5 separate regions of the Homo sapiens genome follow, and all the other regions are linked to region 3. The links are chromatin loops, found by intact Hi-C in ENCODE. Cell type or tissue: mammary epithelial cell. All regions are shown on one strand. Region 1 holds the start of MIR4652 (microRNA 4652). Region 2 has its middle 3.2 kb from the start of GNGT1. Region 3 holds the start of COL1A2 (collagen type I alpha 2 chain). Region 4 overlaps LOC112267858 (a long non-coding RNA gene). Region 5 has its middle 83 kb from the start of MIR4652.

Region 1 (5,000 bases), 680 kb after region 3:
ATATGATGGAAATACACCATGAAAATCAGCAAATACTACAAGCTTTCAACTTTCCTCCCTCCCTTCCTCCCTCTCTCCATCTTTCCCTCACTCCCTTCCTCTCTCTCCCTCTCTCTCTATTCCCCCCTCCCTTCCTCCCTCCCTCCTTCCCTTCTTTTCCTTCCTTCCATCCTTCCTTCCTCCTTTTCTTTCTCTTTCTTTCTCTCTCTCCCCATTTCTCCCCATTTCTTCCTTCTTTTTCTTTCTCTTTCTTTTGGTTCCCTCCCTCCCTTTCTTTGTTCCTTCCTTCTTTCATTCCTCTCTCTCCTCATTCCCTTCCTCCCTTATTCCCTGTTCTCCTCCTCTCCTTCCCTCCTTTTCCTAGGTTTAAGGGCTTTGCAAGTTCTCTTTAGTGCACCTGGGTTGACCTGATTTTGTTGTTCTCTACTATGTGGTTTGGGATGTGGTTTCAAAACTCATACCACCGCAACTTATTCATTCATAAAGATCTCTATTTCATTTGAGTAATCATTATGACTTATTGTAGCACTGGAGGACTGAGGAGTGCTTTGGGGCCAGAGGTTGGGTAATACTTAAGAGGAGGTGTTGTCAGCTGTTTGTTAGAAGAGAGACTTGCTGTCTGAAACTCAGTGAGTTGTTGCCTACAGGTCAGTAGCAAGGCCAGGAACATGACCTTGGATTTAAGATTTTCTGTCTTTTCAATGGAAACAATATGCTGACCATTTCTTTCACTTCGTAATCCTTCATCACATAGTCTCCCTTCAGAAGGTCTTCTCAACCACCACTGACATTGATTGCAAAGATTTTTAAAATTCTCATCACTTTTTCTCTCTGGTCTGACACTAGGGGACTGCTTGTTTGGCCTTACTCAGCCTAGTTGAGCTTATATTGAGGTTTATACTCTATTAGATGAGGGGATGGGTTAACAGAACAAAATAGTTCTGGTTAGTTAGTTCTATTAACCAGTCCCCTCGTCCAATAGAGTCAAACGATTCTGAATCACTGTTGGCCATTATCACTCTCATCACTACTCCAGTCTGACCAACTTTTGCATAGTTATATATATAGTATGTAACTTAGTTATCTAAAGTATTATATATATAATATTATATATATGCATATATAGATAGATAGATAGAGAGAGAGAGAGAGAGTCTTTCTCAGTTGTCCAGGAGTACAGTGGTGTGATCATGGCTCACTGAGGCTTGGATGTCCAGGCTCAAGCGATCCTCCCACCTCAGCCTCCTTCCTGGGTAGCTGGGATTACAGATGTGTGCCATCACACCTAGCTAATTTTTAGTAAAGACAGTCTATGTTGCCCAGGTTGGTCATCAAGTTCTGAGCTCAAGGGATATTCCCACCTTGATCTCCCAAATGCTATGATTACAACAGGCCTGAGCCACTGCACCTGGCCGCAAAGCAATCTGTAATTGTTACAGCTTACCCTGTGAGGTGTAAAGTTGAATTGGAGGTGGGGAAGAAGCATCTCTGACAATACCCCACAGCTTTGTGTAATCCCACAGCTTCTTGCACAAGAGCTTGCATATAGCTGGAGTTCAAGAAATATTTGTGGATTGGATGGATGTACAAATGAATGACAGTAAAGAGGCTACATCTGACAAGGGAGGAGGAAGCTGGGCAATGAGGATCCAGGGGACACCAGTAGGGAGGTACGGATAAATCTTTGAGATGGGAGAAAGGAGAGGCTGAAAGCGATAAGGATATAGGAAGCCCGATGCAGGCAGAGGACAGAATCCAAAGAGTTGCACACAATGCAGGTGTGTAAATGTGGACATTTAACAGGGATGGCATATTTAAAGTGGTATATTTTGAGATTTTCACTTGTTTTCTTTTCACTACCAACAAAGCTGAGTGTAATGATTAATTCTTGAAGATGTCTAAGCCAGGAAAGGGAAAAGAAAGTATTCATAACTGTCAAACAATGAATAATGGACATTTATTTGACAGTTCTTGAACATTAAAATTGAGCTAAGTTCTACATTATAATATGAAGTAGTTATAATAGGCATATAATATGTTTCCAAACATTATATGCCATTACTATGATGTGAAAATAATACCAAAGATCAGTACTTTCAACACCTGAATCACTTTGTGGTTGCAGTGCGGCAATTCTATGTACTGATTGTCTCTGAGTTTTTAACAGTGTAAGATGGTATAAAAGTCATCCATGATATCTGTAGTATTATCCAACTGTGTGTCTCACCAGCTGTGTAACTTCAGGTTAGTCCTCACTACCTCTCTGGGTTTAAATTTCCTAATCTTAAAATGAGGTCCAAGCTGGAAAATCCATCAAGTTCCTTTCTGGTCTAGCATTCATTGATTCTAGGATGTAAGATTATGCCGCGTAAATATGGACAAGACTTTCTTTTTCATTCCCCTCTTTCCATGAAGACAGGCTCCTTCTCTCTTCATAAACCATGGACTTATCCTAGGTCAAGGCTTCCTGGTCCACAGGAGACCCCTGGCGGCCACCCTGGCGAATTCTCTTGATAGATGTTACCTCCCGCAGTTCCGAAATCTTTAGAGGGTTTTTGATGCCCTAGAAAGCTTCCTATCTTTGAACTCTTAACACCTACAATTGGGTTGATACTACTTTGAGTAATCTTTTTTCACATATGCACAAACCTTTCCTTTTCTCTTACAACCCTTACCCCAAGAAAATATTTTTTCTTTTCCCTTTACTCTTTAATTTCCCTTCCTGTTTTATTTCTGAAATAAAATTGGGTGATTCTTCTTTCATTATTTAAATGATTTCATTTCTAAAAAATGTAATAACTTCTTTTCTGATTACGCAAGGAGAAGCATGCTTGTTGTGGAAAATTTGATAAGTAATAAGAAAATAAATTAGACACAATACAGGCATACCTCAGAGGTATTAGTGGGTTGGTTCCAGACAAATGCAACAAAGTGAATATTGCAATAAAGCAAGTCTCATGAGGTTTTTGGTTTCCAAAGTGCATAAAAAGGTTATATTTACACTATACTTTAGTCTATTAAGTGTGAAATAGCATTATGTCTAAAAAATATATACTTTAATTTAAAAATACTTTGCTGCTAAAAAAATGCTGATGATCATCTAAGCCTTCTGTGACTCATAATCTTTTGGCTGGTGGAGGGTCTTGCCTCAATGTTGATGGCTGCGGACTGATCAGGCTGGTGATTGCTGAAGGTTCTGATGGCTATGGAAATTTCTTAAAATAAGACAGCAATGAAGTTTGCTACATCAACTGATGCATCCTTTCATGAAAGATTTCTTTATGGCATGTGATATTGTTTGATAGCATTTTACCCACAGTAGAACTTCTTTCAAACTGGAGTCAAACTTCTCAAACCCTGCTGCTGCTTTATCAACTAAGTTTGCATAATATTTTAAATCATTTGTTTTCATTTCAACAATGTTCAGTATCTTTCACCAGAAGTAGATCCCATCTCAAAAAAATACTTTCTTTGCTCATCCATATGAAGCAATTCATCATTCACTGAAGTTTTATCATGAAATTGTAGCAATTTAGATACATCTTCAGACTCCACTTCTAATTCTAGTTCTCTTGCTGTTTCCACCATATCTTCAGTGATTCCTCCATTGAACCCTTGAGCCTCTCAAAGTTATATAAGAGGGTTGAAATCTTCTCCTAAATTCCTGTTAACTTTGATATTTCAGCTTCTTCTCATGAATTATGAATGTTCTTAATGGCATTAGAATGGTGATACTTTCTTGAAGAGTTTCAATTTACTTTGCCCAGGTCCATTGGTGGAATCACTGTCTATGGCAGCTACAGCCTTACACAATGTATTACTTAATTAATAAGAATTGAAAGTAAAAAATACTTCTTGATTCATAGGCTGTAAAACAGACGTTGTGTTAGCAGGCATGAAAACAACAATAATCTCCTTGTACACTGCTATCAGAGTTCTTGGTTGACTGGGGACATTTGTAAATGAGCAATAATATTTTGAGAAGATTCCTTTTGAAAGGAATCTTTTTTTCTGAGCAGTAAGTGTCAACAGTGGGATAAAAATATTCAGTAAATCAGGCTATAAATAGATGTGCTGCCATCCGGGCTTTGTTGTTCCATTTATAGAGCACAGGCAGAGTAGATTTAGTGCAATTCTTAAGAGCCTAGGATTTTTAGAATGATCAATGAGCATGGGCTTCAACGAAAAGTTGCCAGTTGCATTAGCCTCTAACAAGGTAATCAGCTTGTTCTTTAGAACTTTGAAGGCAGGCATTGACTACTCCTTTTTAACTATGAAACTCCTAGTTGGCATCTTCTTCCAATACTATATAAAGCTGTTTCGTATACATTGAATATCTATTGTTTAGTGTAGCCACATTTATCCATGATCTTCGCAAGATTTTCCAGATAACTTGTTACAGCTTCTACATCAGCACTTGCTGCTTTAGCTGGCACTCTTATGGTATGGATACTTTTTATTTACCCTTTAACATGATAAACCAATATCTGCTAGCTTCAAAATTCTCTTCTACAGCTTCCCCACTCTCAGCCTTCAGGGAATTGAGGAGACTTAGGACTTTGCTCTGGATTAGACTTTGGCTTAAGAAAATGTTGTTGCTGGTTTAATTTATCCAGACCACTTAAGCTTTCTCCATATCTGCAATAAGCCTGTTTCATTTCATTATTCATGTGTTCACTGGAGTAGCACTTTTATTTTCCTTCAAGAACTTTTCCTTTGGATTCACAACTTGGCTAACTGTTTGATACAAGAAGTCCTTCAGCCTATCTCAGCTTTTGATATGCCTTTTTCACTAAGCTCCATCATTTCTAGCTTTTTTATTTAAAGTGAGAGATGTGTCATTCTTCCTTTCACTTGAACACTTAGAGGCCATTGTAGAGTTACTAATCGGCTTAATTTCAATATTGTTTCTCAGGGAATAAGGAGGCCTGGGAAGAAGGAGAGAGATGGAGGAATGGCTGCTCAGTGGAACAGTCAGAACACACACAACATTTATAGAT
Region 2 (5,000 bases), 490 kb after region 3:
AAATTGCCTGGGAAAGATTTCAGTGTAGCCAAATGGCATTGTACCTATAGTGTCTCCTCCTTCTCCCTAGTCCAATTTTTGTAATGAAGTATTATTATAAAAGTAAGTGTATATAGATCACATACTATTTCAGAGAACAAAATAACATTTTACATCTACATGAAAATACTCTGCTAATAATCTATCAGCAATTAACTTATTTCCTTGAATTTAAATGGTGTTTTCATTTCCAAAACCATTGAAGGAAGATTCTTTCCCTTCCCAGTCTTAAAATACCTTGTTTTTCTCCGGATAAGTAGTAGTTTAAGAATTTTTTTTTTTTTTTTTTTTTTTTTGAGTAGGAATTTCGCTCTGTCTCCAGGCTGGACTGAAGTGGCGCGATCTCAGCTCACTGCAACCTCCGCCTCCTGGGTTCTAGCGATTCTTCTGCCTCAGCCTCCTGAGTAGCTGGGACCACAGGTGCATGCCACCACGCCCAGCTAATTTTTTTATTTTTAGTAGAGGTGGAGTTTCACCGTGTTGGCCAGGATGGTCTCAAGTTTAAGATAATTTTAAGGGACAAATGTCTACATAGGCCAACATAGAGGTAGAAAATAACACACTGTGGGTACTTGAGCCCAATGTGTCCTATGTTTTTATTTTTGCTATTCTGTTCTTTAAGAAACACTATGACTATACAAAGGTTATTTCTTCCTGTATAAGCCTGTTTTGCATTTGGGAACCCAAATTTTATTCTCATCTTCCTTCCCAGTCTTTTAGACTAAATATAAAACTTCATTAAGTATTTTTGATGATCATTTTTACCTTTTGACATTGTTCTTTGCACAATTTTTCTTCATTTTGGAAAACTTTTAATTCCTTTAGGTAATGGCTCTTCACACTCCAGTGTGTGCAGAAATCACTTTAGGAAACTCGTTAAAGTTATGAGTCCAACCTTAGAGATTCTAATTTAGTAGATCTTGTGTTGGGTTTAGAATTTCATTTTCTCTATTCCAGGAAGCCCTCTCATATACTTACCAACAAAATAATCGTTTACTGGTACTTGCTAGCCATGTGACACTGACCAAATTACTTGACCTGCCTGTGCCTTAGTTTACAGGGAAATAGGGGCAATAATATTACCTACCCTGTAGATTTGTTGAGAGTATTAAATGGGGGTAACATAGGTAAGGACTTTGTAATGGCGTGTAGTACATAGCAAGCACTTGCACGTGTTAGCTGGTGTTATTCACTTTGTTGTGCTTCCAGAATTTCAAACTGTACTTTCTTATATGGCCCTTGCCATATAATGTATGTGATCTTATAGGTGCTCTAAAGAAGATAGGTGATATTACTGATACACTTAAAGGAGATCATGCGTACATAATTTGACTCCTTTAATATCATGCATTCCAGATGTTACTGCCCAGCTCTCCTTTTTTTCCAGGGTAAGATACCTAGTCCGCAGCAGCTGCAGGTGTTGACTGTCAAGGGCAAACCTTTTGCTCAGGTTGGCTCTTGTCTGATGGGCAACACTTTTCCTGATGATGCCTGGGAGATTATGCTCCCATCTGACCCCTGAGGTTGACTTGGAGCAAAAGGCTGGCTAATGTGGGGTCCTATCAGCCCAGCCCCCTTGCTTCTGGGCTGAAAAACTTTGTTGTAACTGAGAAACTTCCAGAGCCTTTCCATGGGTTTAGAATGATGCTAGACTTCTGAAACCACTTTTGACTAACTTCTCCTCTTGCCCTAGCCTTACTCCTCTAGCAGTTTCTCCTGAGAGCTTGCCCTGGAAAACTTTCTTACCCAATAATTCCTGTCTTAGGCTTTGCTTCTAGCAAACCCAACCGAAGACACAGTGAATTTTTAGAGCCTTTACAAGGGAGATCATACCTTGCATGACTTTTACGTCCTCATTACTTTCTATTGTTCTGTATATTGTTTGGTATATAGAAGAGATCAGGAAGTATTGACAAAGTCACCTAACCTATGTCATATGCATTTACCTAAACATAGAAAAACATCCAATTTTTCTAACTTCATTTTATCAATAAATGATTTCTTAACTCTAAAATGCTGTGATTCACCATGCTCAATAATATTAAACATTTAAAACACTTTATTTAGGGCAAACATATTATTAGAAGATTCTAGAATTCTTACCAAATTTGATGGCACAGGTCTTATATGAGAAAAAAAGAGGACCAAAATTTTCACTTATTTCAAGGACACAAAGAAGAACAGTGAATATTGTCTGCATGGAGATTCCAAATGTTTAGTGTTATATTGAAGTCAATGGTTCAAATAATTCAAATTTAATATCATCTACTTTACTCCCTATTCCATTTTGCAGATGAGGCAAAGGCATTCCAGGGAGTTTGAATGCCCTAAATTAAACAATGAGAGGCAGTGGAGCTGAGGTTACAATACAGGTGTTTGTTTTTCATTCCAGCATGTCTGAACTGAGGTGTTTTTCATTCCAGCACGTCTCTCTCAAACTAGTGTAAAGGAGTGGATTTCTTTCTTCATACCCCAGAATTACATAGAAAGTCCGGAGTTGATGACAAATAGCACTAAAGCTGCCCCTCATATTCTAAGCTTTCAGGTTGGTCCACTTCTCCACAAAAAAGTCCTAAGAGACTAGGTCAGATTATTATCCCTATTGCCAAACATCCCCACCCCAACTTTAGTCAAAATTTAAGGGGAAGAGTGAAGATCTATAGACAAACAAGCTAAGACTGCTATTACAGCCAGCCTGGGGGAAAGCATACCCTAGTTAAGGAGATGTTTGCCCTTTCACTTCTTCCTCCATCCTGCACTACCATCAGAGTATCTAAGGTCCAATAAAAGGCAGGAGGAGGGTGGGAGTGGGGGAAGTATTTCTGAGTTGTATCCCATCCATAGATCCCTGGTTCTCAATGGGGGCAATACTGCCCCCTAGGGGCCCTCATGAAAATATGTCAGCTTGTTTATAACAGTATTCCATAATTTTTGTGGGTATGGATAAGGAATGTCAGATATCTTGCATTTTCTGGGATCCTGCAGCATAAGATGAAATGTGACACATTCAGCATGACTGTCAGATATGCCAGGCTTCCACATATGCAAAAGCCATATTTATAGTTCTTTGAACCTTGAAACTCACTTCATTTTACATAGAAACAAAATATTTTTCTTGGTTATTATATACACTTTTTACAATAATGCATATAAATAAAAGGAAGACCATTAACCAATAATTTTTGTTTCTCTTTCAGAAAATCATATCACTCTATGTAGGCATGGGCTTGATATATGTGTATCTATTCTCGGCTGCTATGTCCGTGGTAATTCTATACATAAATCTATTTCATTATGTATAGTCATGGTGAATATTTTCATATTGTATTTAGTCTATATAATTTGCTGATTTTTTGTATTTTATAAATATAATTTAGGTACTGTGATGGCTAATACTGAATGTCAACTTGATTGGATTGAAGGATGCAAAGTATTGATCCTGAGTGTGTCTGTGAGGGTGTTGCCAAAGGAGATTAACACTTGAGTCAGTGGGCTGAAAAAGGCAGACCCATCTTTAATCTGGGCGGGCACAATCTAGTCAGCTGCCAGTGCAGGCAGATTAAAAAGCAGGCAGAAGAAGGTGAAAAGGCTAGACTGGCTTAGCTTCCCAGCCTACATCTTTCTCCTGTGCTGGATGCTACCTGCCCTTGAACACCTGACTTCAAGTTCTTTAGCTTTGGGATTCAGACTGGCTTCCTTGCTCCTCAGCTTGCAGAGAGCCTATTGTGGGACTTTGTGATTGTGTCAGTTAATACTCCTTAATAAGCTCCACTTTATATATATATCATATATATGTCATATATATATGATATATATATAAATTAAACAATTAGTTTAATTATTTAGTTTAATTATTAGTTCTGTCCCTCTAGAGAACCCTGACTAATACAGGTACCATACTGATGGGTTTGGTGAGTTTTTTTTGAGACAGGGTCTCACTCTGTCACCCAGGCTGGAGTGCAGTGGTGCAATCACTGCTCACTGCAGTCTTGACCTCTCAGGCCCTAGTGATCCTCCCACCTCACCTCCTGAGTAGCTGCGACTACAGACATACGCCACCACGTCCAGCTAACTTAATTTTTTAATAGAGATGGGATCTCGCCATGTTGCCCAGGCTGATCAGGGAAGAAGAGGGCGGGAGTAGGAGAAGTATTTCTGAGTTGTATCCCATCCATAGATCCATAAACTTACTCCTGAGCTGAAGTGATCCTCCTGCCTTAGCCTCACTATATTGATGGTTTTAAACAGGCCATTACAAAATACTTCTTGTACAAATGAGACTCTGGATTAGATGAAATTCATGGTCATAGAGCCCCAGAAGTGGTAGAGGAAATGTACATTGTCTTGACTTTTCTTGGTCTTAAATATTAGAATGAGTTTTTATTAGCCAAATATGACCCACAATGATGATATCAGTTTAAATGATTGTTAAAGAGTAGCTACTCATTAGGAAATGGCAATTCAACATAGCATAGTTGCTGATGCAATTTCTGTAAAAACATAAATCACTTTTAATGCTTACATCTCAATACATTGAGCATTCTCAGAAAACACTGTTGCATTGACAAAGTGTAAAAAAGAAAGGTAGATATGCTTAGCAATGCAAGCACATCATGGAGGTCATAAATAGAGGGGTAGGAAGCTTCCTTAAATGTACCACGTTTTAGTGTTTGTTAAACACTTTGGGAAGATAGAACTCTATAGAGTAGGTTAAGTATCTCATGATGTCTTTCAGAGCTTCCATTACATTTCTTGCTAATTTATTCTAGAATTAAAATGAGCTGAGGTAAAGTTAAAAGGCCACCTGTTTTTTTTCTGTTTGTTTTTACACATTATCCGTAAGTGTATTTTGAAGTAGAAATACCTGATAAATAAAATATTTAATTTATAAAGGGCTAGATAAGGGAGAAATTATTCAAATTATTTAAAAAACTTATTTGTTTTTATAGAGGATTAATTAC
Region 3 (5,000 bases):
TTTATATAGTCAAAGCCCTTTAAAATAAACTTTTTTTACTCCCTATAATTAACATAATATGCCTTCCATCTCCAGAATAAAAACAAGTCTTTTTTTTTCCTTTTGTATGTAAATCACCAGTTTGTATCACATAAATGTAATTACAGATGATTCCAGAAGATAATTAAACTTTGTTATCTTAAACATCAAAGCTACTTTATTTTATGCTTTAGCTAATGTATATTCATATGAACAAAATTTTGATAAAGTATTTTCCTTCTATAGTCTACTATAAATTTAGTTAAATTATGTTATCCCTGATAATTTTAGATATTTATGGAGAAGTAGTGTACTCTTACCTTTCTTACAGTTTCCTAGAAAAGAATAAATCAAAGATTATTATGAAGAAAATTGTATATATATATTTAAAAACAGCTTCCATTTTGGTGTAGTATACAAATATACCTTCACAATTCATTACATTATGCATTTACTATTATCTCAGTTTAATATTTCAAACTACAATTTAAAATTTTACCAACATGTCAAATAAAAATATGTACCTACAGAACAAAAAATACATAGCAATACGTACCTGTACTTATGCCTCAAATTCAACTCATGAGCTAAGAATGTGTTAACAATAAGTGCTTTTGCAAATAATTCCAAAGGAGTGAAAAGATTCTCTAGCTCAGTGAAATCTTCTGCTTCATAGAAGCTGATCCTAAAACTCAAACTTCTATTGGATTATTTACTCTATATTTCTTATGAATATTTTATAAACCTAGTCTTATTCAGTAGCCCCGCCTATTTTGGAAAATTGGGTGGGTACTTTCTAAGGCAGCCAGAAAGGTTTTGACTATCATAATTCTTCACAATTTTCTTGGGAATCTAGGATGGTCAATATTAATGTAACTTCTTCCCTTCCAAGAGAAGACATCACTGTAGCCAAGGGAATCAAAGTATTTTTAAAAATTCTAAAAAAAGTTTTACTCACCTCTTGTAAAGCTGTAGAAAAAAAAAAGAAAAAGTAGGAAACAATTATTAGTATCACTTCATGGATCAATAGCAATAATTAACAAATAGAGAAACAAGTTTATAGAATTGAATTACCTAATTAAGGACCAATTATATTTTTTTAAGAATATTTTAATGACCTAGAAATTATGCAGGTCAAAAGTATGGCAGGGATCAGCAGGGTGATTTGTTTGCAATATTAATATGTAAATGTATTTTGAATTAAATTATTAATTATTTACTATTTTATAACTGTTGTGAAATATTAATGTGTCTGAAGGATATTTTGAATGCTTAGCAATTAAGCTGGTAAAGTGCACAGATGAATCGCTGAATGTAAGACTAGTAGATTGATGAGGAAATAATTTATGATTTTGATCATTTTTAATACCTAAATATCGAAAAAAGGTAAAATTTAGGAAAGTATGTTACCTTAAAATTCTATATTGAATTTGTTTTTTATGAAACATTGAAGCTGACTTACTTTTTTATAAAACATTGAAGTTACCTAGTACTTCATTGAGTTTGTACCATTCTTAATATCCTTTTTCAAAAGGTCTAATTTGCACATTATTAACTATGAAAATGGATTAATTCAGACATCTGAATTTTGCTTTAAATTAGTTCACTTAAATTAGGTAAGATCATTTTACCAATATGTATCATTTTTGTCTCGGAGAAAGAGTTTTGTATAAATGGAAAAACCGGATTAAAGATCTTGAAAAATAATAGAAAAAATAAACAAAAGTACTATCCCCCCTTTTGCCATAATTGTTATAAGTCCTTAAAGAGTGAATTCTTCTCCTACGGTACAAAAATTATAGGTTAATACAGGATACAAGTGTGGCCAAGCTTGCAGTAGGATGAATCACCCCAAAAATTGCTTTAATTAGGTGGCCAAGAAGTGCGTTATTTGAAGTGAGAACATCTGTTGCAACAGTCACAATTTAGGAGGGTGGACCACATCCAGCACTGACATTTAAGGGCAATTTACGAGAATTACTGTTAAATTACAAGAATGATATGTTTACTTCATTGTGTCCATCAGTAGGAAGAATAATTATGCCTGACTTGATTAACGGAAGTCCTTATGATTTTGGAAATTTGCCTTTTAATTACTCAGACATGGACCATTTTGAAGAATGTGTGTTTGATAACATTTATTCCAGACTGTGGTTGGCTGTTGATCAGAAGGTAAGTTGCCTTTGTACCTTCAAATTTCCCTAAGTCTGCCTTCATTTTATTCTCTAGGAGCCGACTCTTTCCTCCCACTCTCAAGATCTCATTAAAAATATGAACTCGGTAATGTGAATTTGTTCACTGCAATTACTCCTTAGTATCCACAGTATGTATACTAAAAGTGAATGAAGGGGGAAGAGACACACAGACACACAGACACACACACACACACACACACACACACAAGCACACAAATGCATTAGAAATTATGCAGTGGTAGACACCGTGCTGTGTGGGTGGAACAACTTTTTGGAGTACTGGGTGTGGTCAGACAATACCATCCCCCATCTAGTCAATATCTTTGTCTAGCACTTTGGCAGCCATTTTCAAGATGAAAACGGACTGATCTTCTTCATTCTCTGTTGACATGAAAGTCTGGCCATGGAACCTAGAGCTGGAAAGTGGCCTTGGGGTCCCTTTAATCTCTGTCTCACATTTTAGAAAAGGCCGTTTGACTTGCCCAAAGTCACGCAGCAAATTGGTGTCAGACTCATGGGAAAAACCCCGGTCTCTTGAGTCTCATCTCAATGTTGATATTTCTCAACTTGCTGCGTTCATAATGTTTGCTTATCACTGGGAACATGTCAAAGGGGTAATTCTCAGGCTCAAACAAAATTTAGAGCAGATTTGAGTTAAAAAATGTTACCATTTCCATGACTAGAAAGTGAATTGAGACACTTATATTACTTTTCAGAATGTACCCACTCCAAGTAGCATCCATTCTTCTTTCCAGGGTTCACTGACTAGCCACTGGGAAAGGCTCCAACCAGAAATGCTGATCATTAATCTGTATAAATCCGTAGAAGCTTTAATTGGGATTCCATCTGCTTAAGGCCCTGTCCCCTGTACTTTCATTTTCCTTCCTCCAGAGGGCGCCTTATAACCATCATCATATCAGCATCGTCATCCTCCTCCTCCGGACAAGCCTTACAATGCCCAGAAGATAAAAGCTCTTAGGAGGTGAGTTTTACATTACTCAGTTGAAGGGCTTTCTAACGCAGGCCTCAAGTTTTACAAGGTGGACATCAGTGCGGTTATGGGGCCTGTGGGGTGCAGGCCCTTGACTTCCTCCACCACATTGGTCGTTAATATCTCATCCTTAGGGAAAAAGACCTTCCGCTCCCTTTGGGGGTTACTAAGCTGAGGAGCCAGACCGAGTTAACTGTCTCACTCTGAACTTAGAGGAAAAGTTCCCTAACTTTTGGCAAGGCTTTTATGTTTTCATTTTTTAAAGTAATTTCCATGTTTCTTATCAATTCCGGCGTTTTCCCACATGCCTGAGAGTCTGCCCTCCAAGTGTACCTGGAATTCAGGTTACAGGTTTTCCTTTTCAGGGCAGGGTGCCCTCCCATCTAACCTCTCTACCCAGTCTCCCCCAAACAAGCTGAAGGCACTTACATTGGCATGTTGCTAGGCATAAGGTTACTGCAAGCAGCAACAAAGTCCGCGTATCCACAAAGCTGAGCATGTCTAGCACTTAGACATGCAGACTCCTTGTGTCGCAGAGCCCCTGGGTCACCGGCGGAGGTATCACCTGGCGGGCGCGGGCATGCAGTCGTGGCCAGTACCTCCAACTTAGCCGAAACCTCCTGCTGCCGTGGTGCTAAAATAATAAAGCCCGGATCTGCCCTATTTATACGGCAAAAGTTTCCCTGGCCCTAGGGTGCCTCCAAAAGGGCCTCCACCAATGGGAGGGCTGGGGCTGGGGGCCCGGGCAGCCACAGCTGGGAGGAGCCTGCGGGGGCGCAGAGGAGGGAGCGAATGGGGGAAGGGACGTGGCCACGGGGCTGGCTTCTTAAATTGGTTCCATTCTTTTTGAGGACGTGGACACTTTTGAGGCTTTCAAGGGGAAACTCTGACTCGTTGTCTGCATACCTCCGCCCTCCGCATCCTCCCGCCCTCCCCCGCCCTTTCCAAGTTTGGAAACACTATGGGACACGTCGGAGTGCTCTGCAGCCCCGACATGGGCAGAATTTGCAGATCTCCGGCGATCAAAGCAGGAGCTGTCCAGTCCCGCCTCACCTGTGCCCTGTAGGCCACTTGTAGGGTGGAGGGCTCCAGCGGGAGCGGAGGGGGCAGAGAAGGAGGGAGGGAAGACTCGATAGCGTGGCGCAGCCGGAGCCCGCCTCCCCGCCCCTCCACCCCTGCACCCCGCCCCCAGCCCCGTCCAGCTTTTCTCTAGCTTTGGGGCTCGTGTGCGCCCACTGTTTCAGCAGTGATGCACTCTCTTTGTCTTATGACTTCGGGAAAGGGCGGGTCCTGTCTGTGGAGGGCTGGGTTGCAGTCGGAGGGCGCCTTTTGTTGGCAGGTGGGCTGGGGAGCAGGCTCGAGGCTGCTTGGCACCCGGCTACAGGGAGGATAGGCTTTGCGAACTCTAGACTAGACCGAGTCACCTGGGGAAGTCCTTCGACCTCCTAGCTTGCCTTTGCTGAGGCTCATTCCAAAGAGGGTCTTTTGGGGGATGGTCTGGCACTCCGACACGACTCCAACCGACCTGGAGACCGAGAACTTATTTCTCAGTCTCTCCTTTCTGAGGCTGCGGTGGGGGATCTTTCATGGTTTCCAGTCTCCCCTCCCCTTCTCCATGGGCTCCTTGTCTGGATTTACCAGTTCTACCCTGAGCCTGGACCCTTCAACCCTCCCGTGAGCCCCCCGGTCCCTCTTGACCTTGCTGCTTACTCTCTGTCCCATCTCTTACAGCCACACCCAAGCACCTCCCCTAGCACATCCAGAGGCCCTTCTGATTCGAGCTTGGGGTCTTCGTA
Region 4 (5,000 bases), 110 kb after region 3:
CCCACCCAAGATCCTCCCCTTGACTTCTCTCTAGACTTGGACACTCTTGACCAATCCTTCCTTCCCAAACTGCTGTGAGATTAGCCATAATACATAATCACATCCTCTCTTTACCTCTTTGAATATGTATTCTTTATCACCTTCATTAATTCTTACATCCATCAATTCCCTCTCATGTCCATTAAATATATATCAAGTACCCACTTGGAAGGCATTGCTTTAGGTCCCAAATATAAAGATAAATAAGACATGCCCTTGAGCAGCTCATAGGATAGTAGAGGAGGCAGAGGTGCCCAGAGTGCTATAATGTGGCCGAATTGTAATAAAATCTGCTACAAGGATATACAGGAAGAAGGGATAATTTTGCTGGGTTGTAACAGAAAAGGACAAGGTAGTGATATCTATGTTGAGTGACCAGGATAAGAAGAAATAAGTTATTTCAAACATGGAGAGTGGGATGTATAGAGACCTGGAGTCATAAAATCCGATATGGAGTTTGGTGACTTTGAGAGTATTGTCTGTGCAAGACAATGTTGAAAATGTAGACTGTGGCCAGACTCTGAAGAGCTTTGAATGCTGGACTAGAGTTTAGACTTTTTCACTAGAAATGTGTGGGTTAAGATTTTTGAGAAGATTCACATAATCTTACATGAGTTGCAAAAGACACTTGTCAGCAGTGTGGGGAATGGATTGGAGTTGGGGGACCATTTAGAAGCTCATTTCAATGGTCTAAGAGAGAAATGATTAGGACCTGAACCAGGATAGCTGTGGTGGGAAAGAGTACTAGACAGCTTCTGCAGGAAAAATGGGTAAAAGATAGTGTTGATTTGATGTTGAGAATTGGGGATAGAGAAAAACAATGTAAATATAACTCCCACATTTCTGAAATAATTTTTAGGAGCTGTCATGCCCCTGTGCAAATGTTCTAATACTTTCTCACTGTCTCTTTGCAGTGTTTGAAATAGAGTTTCTGTATCAGTCATCATTCTTTTGGTTATAAGCAAAAGAAATTGACTCTGCCTAATCACTCTGAGAAAAAAAAAGAATATTTAGATGGATACTGTGGTTTCTCACAAAGGTCAAGAAAGGCTTGAACAATCCAGCATCATGAAGGGCAGAAATCAAACTAGTGACAGGTATCTCAGAATAAGGAATTCATGAATATTTTCTCTAGAATTCTATTATTGAAGTAAATGAATTCCCACAACCCTAGGCTCTCAGTTCAAATCTGTACACATTTGGGGTCTGATTGGGCCTAAGTGAGCCAGTTGTTTGCTCAGCTTCATTCAGCTGAGACTATAGGAGCAAGGTCAGACTGTACAACTCTGGCCACTAGAGGCCATATCCTTGTGTTCAAGGTCAGCCTCTAAATAAAGAGGGGTCTTTGGGAGTTGGACAGATACCCCATGGGAAGGGTGTTCTATATGCCCTGAATTGTTTTGTGTCATGGATCTTTCCCAGAAAAAATACTCAATTACAAAAAATACATAAGGAGTTTCATGAATCCTTTGAAAATTATGCACAAATCCATATTAAGAACCCCTTTTCTTAAGAAATAAAGTTCACACTTCTTAGCCTGACTTGCAAGGACCTTTGTGATTGGATTTCTAAGAGCCTCTCACTGGTCTTGTATCTCATTCTTCTTTCTTCAAACACTCGCAGTTAAAGAAAAAATTACTTTCCAAACTCTGAAGCTTTAATCATGTCATCTCTTTTCTTTATAAGGAATGTCCAAATCCTCTTATTGAAAAATCCTACTCATCCTTTAATGGTCGAACTGAAAACCTGTTTCTTTTATGAAGTCTTCCTTGACTCATCCATCAACACAGGGGTGACGCCCTCTCTCTTCTTATCAGTCATAATACTTTATACCTATTTTTCTCATGACATTTATTACTTTCTTCTTTCCATTATAGTTTCTATATAGCTTATCTTTGCTTTTAGATCCCAAGATGATCATAAACAGAAACTGGGTGTCATTCAGCTTTATGCCTTGCACCTCTAGTGTTCTCTGCGTGCGTGGGGCTCTCAAGACAAGCTTGAAAAATGAGTGAAAGGCTACTTACTGGGGAAGAAAGGGCCCCTGTCTAATTTTATCCTGCTTGTATTTTTACAAGCTCTTCTTTTCAGAGGAATGAGTTATTTTTTCCTTATTTTTCTTTTTATTATACTCATTTTCTTGGGCTTTGTTTTATCTCTGCTTATTTCCCGGCAAATCCTATCTTCTTCTCCTTTTTATTTTTCATTTTCCCATCGTGATAAAAATTTCCCCCTTTAGTTTTCTAAAATTATTATTAATTTGAATGACTTTCTTGTTTTCATTTGTCCTAAAAACCACAGCCTTTACTTTGGCTTCATTATTCACAGGCGGGAAAAATCTGATCATTTAGATAAGCACTTTCTCCTAATTGAAAAGCATTGTTTTCAGATGCACTAAAGGGGAGCTAGAAAATCACAGAAAACAGTGACTGATACTTATATTTTAAACAGCAGCGTTTTGCTCATTCCCACTCCACTCCAATATTTTTACTTCCTTAAAAATGATAGATTTAGAAATCACCACTAAAATATTTAAATTAACTTGAGCTGAATGAAAGAGTCTCTTCTCTTTGTTTCAAGTGCAAAACCACACTTGCAAAATGGCCCAATAGGAATCTTTTCTCTGTGTGAACTGTTTCCTGGTGGAACTGGGATTGGAGGTGGTTGGGGGTTGTTATGCCATGCATGGAAAAACAGCATCCTCTGCTGGTGGGAAGGCCTCTGAGGCTTGAGAAGCCTGAGTGTTGAGAGTCAACAAAGCTTTGGAAAATTCTTAGCTAGCATATCCACTACAGATTGGAAATCAATTCAAGATTTCTAATGATTATCGCTCATGATATAACTGAAACTTAGTTAACTTCACAACATTGAAAATCAGTAATAAATCTTCCTATCCTTCTTTTTTCTCCTCCCCCAGGACTTTCCTAACAGTTAAGAATTGCTCTTATTCTTAAATCCCTCAGAAATTCTCATGATGCAAAATTTTTATTATGGTTCCATAACAACATATGTTGGTTCAATGAGAGCAACTTGATGTCATCATTATCATTAAATATTTCATTAGAAATCAGCTATGGCGGTGTTCTTGGGTTCTCTATGTAGCTGCTTTATTAGGGAGCCCATCTCATAAATTGATGTCTTCTTGGTATTTATACACCCTTGGCTGGGGTCCTCAACCAGCCATCATTAAATGAAATTTCCATCTGTAGCAAATATGTGTGAAAATGAATGTATCTTGTATTTATTAGAAAAATATGGTAGTTGACATTTTCTTCTGTCTCATACAGACCACGTTGGCTCAGCTTGGCTTCTCCTACTTCGGATTTCTGTCAGTTAGCTAACACCCCAAATTATTGGCTTTACCATGCTACTCATGAAATCTTGCAAAGTGGCATCTCTCTGGAGGAGAAGTAAGGTGGGGTAGAGTTAAGGACAAATAATCACTGGGCAAATACAGTGACTTTTATAAGATTTATGAATTGCAAAATTTCATCCATCCATCTCTGTAATTGTCAGGCACACGTAGTTTGTTGTTGTCATGACTGACATATTTCCCAGAGTGACCATCTGCTGTATGAAGCAATATGAAGACAGGAGAACATTCCACAGGCTTTTTCAATAGGAAAGTCCCCAGGAAGTTCCATTTGTAGGTATTTTCATATGAACTTGATGGGTTGGCAGTTTCTTTCATTAGTGTGCTTCAAGGACTGTGTCCATGCTATTACTTTTTATCTCTAGCTCATTTGGTATTAAAGAAGTTCCCAGTATCATATCAGCACATTTTCTAAATTTCAAATTGGTTTCAATTTAAGGCATGTTGTTTTAAGAATGATACCCATTTTTTCTCAGGGGGCCTGACGCAGATCTGAACCAAGTCTGGGTTTATCAAAATTTTTTCTTTGGTCTGGTTTCATGGAGAAGGTTAATAACTAGTAACTAATATCTGCATACATTCTTTTGCCTTATAATCACAACCACATCCACTTACAGTTCTATATTCTAATTTCTTTATGATGAAGCAATTAGCATTAAACCATCCTGAGCTTATTATGATTACAATGGCTGCTATAATCATAGTTAGTCATAACTATAATTATCATCACAAATATAGTGGCTATTAAACTAAATTTTAATAACTCACTCTATCATTAATATAATCGTTATTGTTAACTTCATGCCTTCTTATAAGCTGCATAATAATGAATAATTGACAAAGAAGTGGAAATATGAATCACGAAGCACAGAATAAGAAATCCCGTTCCCTGTACTAATGGTGTAAGTACCAAAATTTACTGATAAACTTAGAGTTTGAAACTCAACACATTCTTCTCAATACTAATAGTTTTATGAATAATGTTGAGTCTTCCAAGTAAGCTTCTGCTTCAAAATCTATTTAAAGTATAATACAGATTAATATAAAACTAATAGGACAAGCAAGAATTGGATTGGGCATCTAGGTCAGCATCAAGCCATACAGAGAAGGAGGGAGAAAGAGAAAGAAATTTTCTTTTCTTTCTTGGAAGCAAGGCTGATGATAGGCAAAGTTTAATAATAGTGCAATTTTCTCTCACCTCCAGTTCTAGTTCACTACAGTGGAATCTCACCTAAGTTATGCCAGGATGGTGGGAAAATGGCTATTTTATTTAGGATCACTGAGCAGAGGAAATGAACGCAAACCTTGGAAAGAGGCTTCCACCCACATGTCGGGGGCTTGTCCTTGCCTGTAGCTGTTTTCTTCCTTACCTGGCTCTCAGCATTTGAGAGTGCCAAGAGTTTGGGATACACTTCTGTTGTAAAAGAGTTTGGGGTGTCAGGGAAGAAATCTGGAGGTTAGCAGCTTTTGCGCCTCTATTCTTCACTTTTTTTTTTTTTGAGACGGAATCTTGCCCTGTCGCCCAGGCTGGAGTGCAGTGACACCATCGCGGCTCACTGCAACCTCCACCTCCCGGGTTCCAGCGATT
Region 5 (5,000 bases), 600 kb after region 3:
CTATGAATTATGTGTTTGGTTTGTTCTTAATTTTCCAGGTCTTTAGGATGTATCATTAGATTGCTTATTTAAAGTTCTTTTTTGATGTAGGTACTTACCTCTTAGTACTGTTTATGCTGTATTCCATAGGTTTTGGTGTATTGTGTTTCCACTATCATTTATGTCAAGAAATTTTTAAATTTTCTTCTTAATTTCTTTATTGACCCACTGGTCATTAAGGAGCATATTGTTTAATTTCCATGTACTTGTATAGTTTACAAAATTTCTCTTGTTATTGATTTCTAGTTATTTTCCATTGTGGTTGGAGAAGATGCTTAATATTATTTCAGTTTTTTCAAATGTTTTAAGACTTGTTTTGTGACCTAACATGTGGTTTATCCTTGAGAATGATCCATATGCTGAGGAAAAGAATGTGTATTCTGTAGCCATTAGATGAAATGTTCTATAAGTAATCTATTAGGTCCATTTGGTTTATAGTGCAGATTAAGTCCAGTGTTTCTTTGTTGATTTTTTTTTTCTGGAAGACCTGGCCAATGCTGAAAGTGAGTTGTTGAAGTCCAGCTCTTATTGTATTGGGGTCTATCCCTCTCTGTAGCTCTAGCAATATTTGCTTTATATATCCAGATGCTCCAGTGTTGGGTGCATATATGTTTTAAGTTGTTATATCCCCTTGCTGAATTGATCCATTTATCATTATATAGTGACAATATTTGTCTCTTCTTATAGGTTTTGTCTTCAAATCTATTTTGTCTGCTATTAGTATAACTACTTCTGCTCTTTTTTGGTTTCCATTTGCATGGAATATCTTTACTTATCTCTTTATTTTTAGCCTACATGTATCTTTATAGATGAAATATATTTCTTTTCATGTATGCAACAGCTTATTGCATCTTGTTTTCTTTTATTTTACATTCAGTCACTCTATGTCTTTTGATTAAAGAGTTTAGTCCATTTACATTCAATATAATTACTGATAACTAAGGACTTACTCTTACCATTTAGTTGTTTGTTTTCTGGTTATTTTGTGGTCTTTTCTTCCTTATTTTCTATTTTATTTTCAGTAAAATTGATTTTGTATGGTGGTATGTTTTAATTTCTTGCTTTTAATTTTTTTGTGTATCTGTTGTATGTTTTTTAATTTGAAATTACTGTGGGGCTCGCAAATACTATCTTATTATTTTAAGCTGATAATAACTTACTGTTTGTATAAACAAACAAACAAAAAGGAAACTCATAAAAACCCTACCCCTTAACTTCTGGCTACTATATATATATATATATGGCTACGATACATATACAATATATATGTTATATATATATACACAATATATATGCTACACACACACACACACACACACACACACACACACACACATATATATATATATATATTTTTTTTTTTTAAAGACAAAGTCTCACTGTATTGCCCAGGCTGGAGTGCAGTGGCAAGATCTCAGCTCACTGTAACCTCTGCCTCCCGGGTTCAAGTGATTCTCGTGCCTCAGCCTCCCAAGTAGCTAGGATTACAGGCACCCACCACCATGCCTGGCTAATTTTTGTATTTTTAGTAGAGACAGGGTTTCACCATGTTGGCTGGGCTGGCCTCAGCCACCAACCTTAGCCTCCCAAAGTGATCCACCCGTCTCGGCCTCCCAAAGTGCTGATCCATGTCATTTAAATCATTATTTCCCTGTATCATATTTTCTACTTTATTTCCATTTTTCTTTGATTTTCAGCAATTTGTCTGTGATATGCTTAAGCATAGTGTTCTTGGTTTTTTTTTCTGCTTAGGGGGTGCCATATTTTTTAAAATATATAAATTTGTCTTTCATCAAATTTGGAAAAATTTCAGCTATTATATCTTTGAATATTTTTTTCTGCTCCGTTCTCTTCTCTTTACTAAGACTATAATTACCTGTTTGGTAGATGTTTTGCACAGGTACTTTAGCACTGCCAATTTTTTAATGCTTTTTCCTCTCTATTTCAGATTGAATAATTTTTATGATCTATATTCAATTTCACTTGAAATTATTGAATTGAAATTACTCAGATTGAATAATTTTTATTGCTCTATATTCAGATTCACTATTTCCTTTGTCATCTCCATTTTCTAAATAAACTCATTCTGTTAATTGCTTATAAAAGTATGCATGTTGCATTAATATTCCTTTGCCTATCTTTCATATTTTCTAGTTTTTTTGCTAACACATCCTATACTATCATTCATTAGGAGAATTGTTTAGCCTCGTTGAACATCATTATAATAACCGCTATAAAGTCCTTGATTGAAAATTCTGGCATATAGGTTACCTCAGAATTGGGCTCTATTGATTATCTTTTCCTTTTAGCATTATCCTTTCTATATTGAGTCAACTTGAATTGTATTTTGCACTTTGTGAATATTAATATTGTAGAGGCTCTAAATTCTGTTACATTGCTCCAAAGAGTGTTGATATTTTTGTTTCAGCAGGCAAATAACTTGTTTAGGCTTGAACTCCAACTCTGACTTAGGTAGGCAACATTTTCAAAACTCAAGTCAATTATTTCAACTTCAGTTTCACTGTTTTGCTTCTGCCTTGAATATGTGTGATTCAAAGGTAAGGCAGAATTTTAGGCAGAGTTAATACGTAAAATATGGGGTTTCTGGCTCAGATTTTCTCCTCCGTAGTATTTTCTGTTTTCTTCTTATAAGAGCTGTGAATGGATTCCGCGTTCCTCATTATATTCGTGAGGATGTCTAATTAATTTGCTGAACAAATAACAGCAGGTCATCCTAAGGGGATAGCCAGGGTATTTCTAAGGTGTACTAAATTTCACCCTGACATTTACCAAATTCTTACATCACTAGCTCCCTCTTCTGTTTCCACAATAAAGTGCAGTTTCTTTAATAAAGGGTATTTTCTATCTTCATCCAATTCTTTGAAAATATTTTATTTCCTTAGAGACTTTCTCTTTGTCACTTCTTTCTTTTCCTCTTGCCATCATGCCTCCATGGGATCTCTCTCTCCAAGGTGCTTACTCTTCCCCAGAACAGTATCTTCTCAAGACTGCTGCTTCTGGCCTATGGACCTTCCAATCTCTCCATATTCTAGTAGTCTAGGAGCCAAGCATTCTGATCAGATCATGGACCTGCTCTCAGCATGTCCCCAGTCAACATGGATATCTCTAGTCCTGAACCCTAGCATGTGTTCTGTGTTCCATCACTGCTGTTACACTCTTCTCTTCTGTCCATATCTTGCCTGACCATCTGCTTTTATGTGAGCTCTGGAGACAACTCTACTAGTTTCAGTTATTTTTTTCTCTAGTTAAAGATAAACTGAGGTTTGAAATATCACCTGTCTCCAGGTGTTATATAGGAATAAGCTATTGGTAGTTTTATTTGCTCCCCTTTTTGATCTGTGTGGTTTTATTTTGGAAGATGTATGGAGATGTATAAAATTCAAGGATCCCTCACCCCTGCTTTTGTATGAAAAGAAAAAGGAAGCATTTTACTGGCTTTCTTTATATTTTATTGAAACCTTACAACAAACCTATGACCCTATGACACACACACATACACACACACACACCTATATGTGTGTATGTGTGTGTGTGTGTGTGTGTGTGTGTATATATATATATATATATATATATATATATATATATAGTTATGTCACATATATACTACAACTTTCTGAAAGTCACAGGGCTAGCATGTGAAGAACCCAAGATTTTAACTTGAGTAATCTGACTTCAGCTCCTATACACTTAGGTATAAAATTATTGCTATATACATATAAAATCCCCATTTTTCAGACAAAGAATATAAAAGGTAGTTTGCCTAATATCATTTTTTTTTGCAAAGGATAAAGTGTGAAGATTAAACTCATATTTAATTTTATAGTTCTTAGCCACAGTACTATGCTACTCGGGTAATAGTTTTTTTATACCTTAGCATGTAGGAGCTGAAGTCAGATTGCCCAAGTTAAAATGTTGTGTCCACCACATGCTACCCATGTGACCTTCAGAAGGTTGTAGAACCTAGAGGTAACTTTTGGACATTCTTCTATAAAGTGAAGATAGTATAGTATTTTTTCTTATAGAAAAATATTAGATGATGAAAAAAATCCATGTAAACTTTATAGCACATGCTAAGTACTCAATAAATATTAGTTATATTAATTTCTAAGGGATGCTAAATTAGCTGTGGCTCTTAGCATTTTCAAGTACCTTCATAGTAAGACGATTTCTAAAACTGAGCTCATAAAAAATATCATAAAATATTTGATTGCAGACTTGAGACCAAATACAAAACAATTTGTCAATGTATACTCTCCACTTGAACTGGCAATAGCTGATTTTATTTTAGACTTCTTCCAAGAGATAATTCTTTCTAATAACTTCCAACTTTGAATGTCTAATTGCACTCTAATGACAGGAGAGTGCTGTCCTATTTCTCTATTCATGGCAAGATTTCCTGAAAGTGTCCTTATCAGACACTTTCAAAATTAAATCCCATTGCTTTTAGTACAAAGGTGGTTGAACTATAAATTTTCCACCCAAAATGATCATGTAAAAGTAAACAAATTTCAAAATGGTCACACTAGAGATATAGATTTTAAGCAAATATTTCTGAAAGAAGCTAAAAGAAAAATTTTAATAAAGTTGACCAATGATACGTTAAATTGTCCATAATACTGAAATGAGTGCTGCTAAGCAGAAGAGACATAACTATTTATCTGAATAATTTATAACTTGATGTCTACCAAATTGAATTTAAGGAAGTAAATAAAAATATATATGTATATATATATACACACATTATTTATGTATATGTATATATTATTAATGCAAAAACATTACAAAGGTTTGAGATATTGCAGAGCCATTCTTCTGGAACAGATTGTTTGGGTCATAAGTTATTGGTGAAAAACTCTCTTTGAAATGATACCTAACATTTGTTCTAATATCAAATATTACATTTCCATCTGTAGGCCAGAAAACTGCACCATCACAGTTAT

The links. A loop is a pair of places that touch in the nucleus more often than their neighbours do. Peaks named below come from ENCODE experiments on the same cell type or tissue, not always from the same donor. Only the 100,000 strongest peaks of a DNase experiment are listed, where the experiment ranks them.
Region 1: it touches region 3 in a loop (7-fold over the local background); 9 of 110 quality-filtered maps call a loop at or near these places.
Region 2: it touches region 3 in a loop (6-fold over the local background); 12 of 110 quality-filtered maps call a loop at or near these places.
Region 4: a loop joins it to region 3, with 11 times the contacts of the local background. A loop is called at or near these places in 84 of 110 quality-filtered maps.
Region 5: a loop joins it to region 3, with 6 times the contacts of the local background. A loop is called at or near these places in 10 of 110 quality-filtered maps.

Annotation. Positions count from the first base shown.
Region 1 is chr7:93,712,909-93,717,908 of GRCh38, reverse strand. MIR4652 (microRNA 4652) reads right to left here and starts at 981; the gene lies at 904-981. In mammary epithelial cell, a CTCF peak has its summit at 2,491 (motif pointing left); a DNase peak (open chromatin) is centred at 448; H3K27me3 peaks cover 778 bases.
Region 2 is chr7:93,900,898-93,905,897 of GRCh38, reverse strand. No RefSeq gene overlaps it. Among named protein-coding and RNA genes, the nearest start is that of GNGT1, 3.2 kb to the left of the region's middle. In mammary epithelial cell, a CTCF peak has its summit at 2,908 (motif pointing left); no DNase peak of the experiment used is centred here.
Region 3 is chr7:94,393,735-94,398,734 of GRCh38, reverse strand. COL1A2 (collagen type I alpha 2 chain) reads right to left here and starts at 3,840. Exons shown (of 52, transcript NM_000089.4): 1 at 3,634-3,840; 2 at 977-987; 3 at 339-353. The coding sequence starts at 3,703. In mammary epithelial cell, a CTCF peak has its summit at 3,103 (motif pointing right); a DNase peak (open chromatin) is centred at 3,124.
Region 4 is chr7:94,286,913-94,291,912 of GRCh38, reverse strand. All of the region lies in intron 2 of LOC112267858 (a long non-coding RNA gene), which reads left to right. Among named protein-coding and RNA genes, the nearest start is that of COL1A2-AS1, 100 kb to the left of the region's middle. In mammary epithelial cell, a CTCF peak has its summit at 2,742 (motif pointing left); a DNase peak (open chromatin) is centred at 2,722.
Region 5 is chr7:93,797,799-93,802,798 of GRCh38, reverse strand. No RefSeq gene overlaps it. Among named protein-coding and RNA genes, the nearest start is that of MIR4652, 83 kb to the right of the region's middle. In mammary epithelial cell, a CTCF peak has its summit at 2,844 (motif pointing left); no DNase peak of the experiment used is centred here.